Regions from separate parts of the Homo sapiens genome. Here region 2 is linked to region 1. The links are chromatin loops, found by intact Hi-C in ENCODE. Cell type or tissue: testis. All regions are shown on one strand. Each heading gives the region's core, and the rest is flanking DNA. Links, peaks and the distances in the headings are about the cores only.

Region 1 (2,907 bases), core at 261-2,760:
ACTAGTAAAGAGGCGAAGGTGCAGATGGAGGAGACAGATGGGATTAATACGGGGCGAGACTCAGGGAAGGTGAGGAGGGGTCCTAGGCAAACTAGCCTTAGGCAGGAGGGACACCTGTTCCTCTGAATCTAGGCAAACAAGGGCTGTCGAAGATGCAGGGAGGTTTTTGGCAGAGTTAAGGGAAGGAGAGCACAGGAAGCAGGACTTCACGGAGATGAGAGCAGCCCAGTAAATGAAGTTTGTCTTCCAGCCCTCACCATCTAGGGTCATGGGTCAGGAAATTTAACTCCAGAATTCTGCAGATGGACTTGGGGTTACGAAACTTAAAAACAACAAACAAACAAACTACTATCTACTATCATCATGGTTTCATTTTAAATACAAGGGTGGCATTTAACACACCAACAAAAGGTAGAACAGGCATAACCTAGGAATAAATGTACTCGGCTTTATGACCAACTCACTCCGTTCTTATTTTTTTCATTTCGCCTGGGAGGATGACTCCTTCCTCCAGGACGAGTGCGTGGGGAGCGCAGCTCCAAACCGCCCACGCCGGCAGCCGCTCGCCATCCCCGCGGGGCGGGCGCGGAGCCTGGCAACTCGAGAGCGCCGCTCCTGCGCCCAGACAGCCGGCCCAGGCTGCCATCTCGCCCCGCGGAACAGGCAGCGACTCGCGGGTCCCCGGCAGCCAGCGGGACACTCCGCCCGGGGCCAGCCTCGGTCCCTGCGGAGGGCCGGCGGGGCGCAGACGCCGGCGGGCGCATCCCAGAGCCGAAGGCGCCCCCTCCTCGCCCCGCCCGCCAGGGGCCCACCCCGGCCCCTGCCCCGCCCCTCCCGGCGCCCCCTCCGCGCCCTTTCTCGGGGTCCCCCGGCGGAGCGACCCTGGCGGGGCAGCTGGGGTGGGGGCAGAGGTGCCAGCTCGCTAGTCCCAGTGGCCGCGTGCCCTCCTCCGACAGCTCTGCCCCGTGGGTGTGGGGACACTACCCTCGCTGGAGCTCCGCTGCGCCGTACCCGAGGCTCTGGGTCCCGGATGCCCGAGGGTCCGGGTGCCCAAGCCCACCCTGGGGGTCGGGCGCTCGCGCCAGTCCTAGCCCCCGGAGGCCCGCTTCTCCCGCAGGAGATCGAGGGTCAGCAGGCGCTCACGCAGGGCCACCCTTCGGGCGCCCTACCTGTCATAGCTCCAGCGGCTGTAAGACAGGGTCCGGTGGCTGCTGACTCCCTCCATCGCCGCCTCCGGCTCCGCTCGGGGCTCCGCGGGCGGCGGCGGCGCTGGGCTTGGGGCTGGCTCGCAGGCTGCGGGCCCGGCCGAGGCGCGGGCGGAGGACTGTACCATTCGCCCCCCGGGGGGTGACCCCCTCCGGCTCTGCCAATGGCGGGGACGCGCGACTGCGGGGACCCGGGCCCGTGAGGCCCCCTCCCCCTCGCTCGGGTCCCGCGGGGGCGCGGCTGCGGCAGCCTGGGCGCTTATTTATTTATTTCCGAGGTGTGCTCCGCGTCGCCATGACAACCGCTCCATCTTTTCCGGCGTCACTAGGGCACCGCTGCTTTCAAACCTTCCCGGGACAGGGGTTGCTAAGAGGCTGCTCCGGCTCCTGCTTGCTTGGGAGTCCCGGATCCGCTGTCGCCACTCGGGGCCCTTCCGCAGAGGCGCCCTCCTTTCCGGCGTGGGAGTCTTCAGCCAACCTCCCACAATCAAGTTCCCCCCTTCTCAGGAATGGAAATAGCCATCCCCCAATTTCCTAGATTCCCGCCGTCTCCCCGTCCCTTCTTCCCCAGGGTGGAAGTCTTGAAACCACCGTCCCCTCCTCTCTTCCAACTGCCTCCCTCCTTACTGAGAATGGAAATCCACTACTCCCTCCCTCTCTCCCGGGTGGATTCCCTCGGCCCTGCTATCTGGTCTATTACGGCCCTCTTGGGTTCCGAAGACCAAGCTCTGTAAACACTCCCATTTCTAGGCCACCTTGTTCTGTTTATGTCCCTTGTGCTTTCTCTTCATTACTACTAAAAATCCTTTGGAAAAAGTCCAAGTGTCTTGGCTCAGCCAGGGAAGAGCTTGTCTGACAGTGACCCAGGGAAGGCTATGGCGAGAAAGCCCGCCTGGGTGGGGCGGGGTGGGGAGGGGTGGGGCAGGGAGAGCCAGCTCGCGCCTTCTTGTCTGCCCCGGGCCCCCAGTCCCTTCCCATCCCCCATCTTAGGCTGATGGCTTTAGGGATTTACAGGTATAATCTTCTTGCAGAGGTCACAAGAGCCTAAGAAGGACCTTTCGGGCAGTTGCTGTGGGGTGGCTGGCTAACTTCACGCCAGGGTCAGGGTGGGGTGGAGGTGCCAGGAGGCTGGAGCGCGAGGAGGGGGAGGTAGGGTTTGCGCTACGCTAATCCAAGGATCCTGACAACTCCTGTGAACTAGAGCTAACCCTATGGGTTACAGAGGTTGCAACTGGCAGTGCACCTGTTGCATCCAGCCCACAATCACAGGGAAAAAATGCTTTTCACTGAATAAATGGACAACACTTAAAAATTGGGAGATTTAATAGATCTAGCTTTTTATCCTCTCTTGAAAACTAAGAATGTCTGCCAGTGCTGGGCCTGTCTTCAGCATGGCAGGCATAGAGCGCAGTAGTGGCTGTCCTCTGCACCGGGAGCAGGGAATATGTTGTTCTATAAGCCTCTGGCCCTAGCTGGCCAGCTTTTCTCTTACATGACTTGCTTGGTCCTTATAGCTTTTAAGTTTACCATTTCTGTGCAATACAGCCATCTCTATAACCACTGAAGTACCCAACTTGCTCATAGAGCTACCCAAACGCATCATTAACCAATATTTACCAAGGGCCAGGTACTGAGCAAAATGCTTTATGTACCAGGTAGACACTGTTACTGTCTCTCGTGGAGTTTACAGACTGGTGTGCAA
Region 2 (2,907 bases), core at 152-2,651, 51 kb before region 1:
TTCCCCAGTGGGAGGGGCCTCGGGCCACTGTGTGTTCCTCTAGCTCAGGTCATCCTCTGCTTGGCCCCAGCCTCCTGGCCCTGCACCGCACACACCCCAGCTCTCTCTGTCATGCTGTGGCTCCCCATATCTGCATCTCAGCCTGCCTATTCTGAACTGTATTCCACCCCATCCTCCTGGCTCTGACAGACAACTGAAGCGGTTTGGTGAAGGACATGAATCTCATATAAAACTTCCCTTGCTCCTTACAGGTGACCAGACATTTGCTGATGTTGTAGGCCCATGTTCTCACTTGATCTAAAAACACCATTAGTGTCTTGGATGTCAGGAATCCCAAGTTTAGGCCTAAGTCCCCAGCCTCCTATATGACCATAAAGAAGTGCCTTCCCAATTTCCTTGGCCTTAGTGTGTCAGTGTATAAGATGAGGGGGTTGGATTAGATAAGGTCCAAGGCACCCAACATCACTAGAGCTCCATCATCATGGGCCCCATCTGATAATTTATGTTAAAAGGATACACATTTCTCACCTCCCGCTCCCACTTCCCTGGGAGAGCAGTGTACAGAACACTCAGGCTAGACCTACCCCTATGAAAAAGGCACGGTGAGTACAGACCCACCCTCACCCAGTCACACACCCAGAAGACAGATGGCAGCGCAGGATGCACTCCGTAAGTGGGTCTGAAGTCCCTCCCACCCTCTCCGTGAAAAAGAGTCGAGGTGATGAGTGCTTAGGAACAATTCAAATGTGCTCTGCCATGAACCACCTGTATGCCTTGGGCTGTCCTGGGGACTTAATAGTTAATATATATAAACCACTTAAAACAGGCGGTAAGAGTTAGCTGTGGTTACATAATGATCTGCACCCCCTTTCCCTCCAGCCCCCCTGCAGTCTGTTCTCACATGGCAGTGAGAGTGATTTTTTCATAATGCAAATCTATCCTTGCACCTGCTGCTTCAAATCCTTCACTCACTTCCCTTGCTCACAGACCAAAATTTTAAAAAGTTCCTACAAAGCAATGAAGTTTCTGGTCTGTAGCTATACTGGTATGCTTTTAGAGAAGCCAGGCTTTCTCCACCTTTGCAGACTTTTGGGTCTGGAATCCACTTCCCATCCCTGCCCCGCAAGCCAAAGCCCTATGGCTGAGACTGAAGTTATGGTTCAGTGGGGACCGAGGAGGGCCCAACTACTTGTATTTCTTTAAAGTTCCTGAGGGGGGCATTGATGAACAGTTATTAGTCTACTATGTTAGAAAGGACTCATGGTTTATATTATTGCACATGATTACTGTACTGGACCTGAGAAAATGTAAGGGAATCAACAAGAAAACCCCCAGAATCAGAAAGTTGAGTAAAGTTGCCAGATAAAAAGATGGAAAAATAGCCAAGAACATTTCTATAAAAAAATTATCATTTGCAAAATGAGAATGAAAAAGATCTCATTTACAGTGGTACAAGACTACATATGAAAAGTTTTAAAATAATACCAATGAGACTGATTTGTGATTCATATAAAGAAGATTATAAAATGCAACTGAGATTTATAAAAAGAACTTGAAGAAATGGAGATTCCTAATGTATTTCTATATGATAGGAAGACTGTTTTAAAGACAGTCATTCTTCCTAAATGAGACTTCATTTAGTTCAAAGCAAAATTCCAAGGGGATTCTGAAACTTGATAATGTACAGAGATTTTTTTATGCTTCCCTGTGGTGATGATTTAAGGAAAGGAGGGCGAGCCCCAAGATGGTTTGTGAACGTGGGCTCTGTGATAAGAAAGCCAGTGTGGCCATGTTGCCTCGCTGGCTAGTGTCGATCAGCAACACCACCTCCATTTTCCCGTGAGAGCATGCCCACACGGTGCGGCCATCCTGCCCCACATCCCAGGATGGCAGATTAGTGGGCAGCAGTGAGAGTTTGGGGTAGTCAGGGCATTGGTGCCCCCACTACTCTCTTTTTTGCCTGTTTCTCTCAATCAATGGCCGTTTTTACCATTTTCAGAGCCATGAATTAAGAGTGGCCAATTCAGCTGACCTGTGTGGATGCCCATGATTAGGGCAGACTGGGATAAGCTACTCGTCTGCCCCTAATTCCTCTAGATAACCCAGGTATAGATTATCTGGAAGGAAAAAAAAACAACAGCAAAAAACAAAAACAAACAAAACAGGTAAGAAAAGCAAAGACATTTCCGATGACGGCTAATGAGAGGAGCGCCAATCCCATTAGATAGGAAAATAAAAGACATTTCTGATGACGGCTAATGAGAGGAGCACCAATCCCATTAGATAGGAAAATACACATCTGCAACAACTGAAGCAGTGTGACGGTGGACAGGAATGTCATGTGAAACGTCAATGGAAGAAAACAAGCAACCCAGAAATCTACTCTAAGAACTTAATTTCTCTACAAGAATTTAGGGTTAATTACCCCCCCCCCCCGAAAGAATACAAAGAATACTAAATTTAAAAATGAGAGTGTAAAATCATTATGACAAAAGTGTAAAATAAAGTGTCCTGTGGTTATCTGGAAGGGGACAAAGAGAGGTTCCAGAGCTATGAGACTGGGCTGATTTTCAGCATAAGCAATTGTTGTTATTGTAGTAGGTGGTTTGTGTAGAGAAAAAGCAAAGATGGAATGGTTCAGCAAAGCAGAAAGCACACTGGGCTAGAAGCCAGGGGTCTGAATTCCAACCACAACTCCTCCCTGTGGAGTGATCGTGGGCTAGGTCTTTCTCATTTCTGGGCCTCACTCCAACATTTCAAAGATAAAGAATTAACACAGATGACCTGCAGCGGCCCTTCCTGCTCAGTCTTCTGGGATTCAACGATCATTCCCCATTTGTGGTTTCTACAGCAGGACTCGACGGGAGTGCAGAAAGAAACTCAGATCTTTCCTGCCCCAAATCGCGG

Evidence for each region. A loop is a pair of places that touch in the nucleus more often than their neighbours do. Peaks named below come from ENCODE experiments on the same cell type or tissue, not always from the same donor. Only the 100,000 strongest peaks of a DNase experiment are listed, where the experiment ranks them.
Region 2: it touches region 1 in a loop (4-fold over the local background); 66 of 110 quality-filtered maps call a loop at or near these places.

Annotation. Positions count from the first base shown.
Region 1 is chr11:8,017,621-8,020,527 of GRCh38, reverse strand. It overlaps a transcript of TUB not described here. Among named protein-coding and RNA genes, the nearest start is that of CASC23, 2.6 kb to the right of the region's middle. RefSeq lists a silencer at 1,262-1,331. In testis, for the core only: no CTCF peak of the experiment used is centred there; DNase peaks (open chromatin) are centred at 602, 989, 1,507 and 1,947; H3K4me3 peaks cover 1,982 bases; H3K27ac peaks cover 2,057 bases.
Region 2 is chr11:8,068,929-8,071,835 of GRCh38, reverse strand. TUB-AS1 (TUB antisense RNA 1) reads right to left here. Exons shown (of 3, transcript NR_120538.1): 3 at 2,463-2,907. It also overlaps a transcript of TUB not described here. Among named protein-coding and RNA genes, the nearest start is that of TUB-AS1, 10 kb to the right of the region's middle. In testis, for the core only: a CTCF peak has its summit at 1,193; no DNase peak of the experiment used is centred there; H3K27ac peaks cover 359 bases.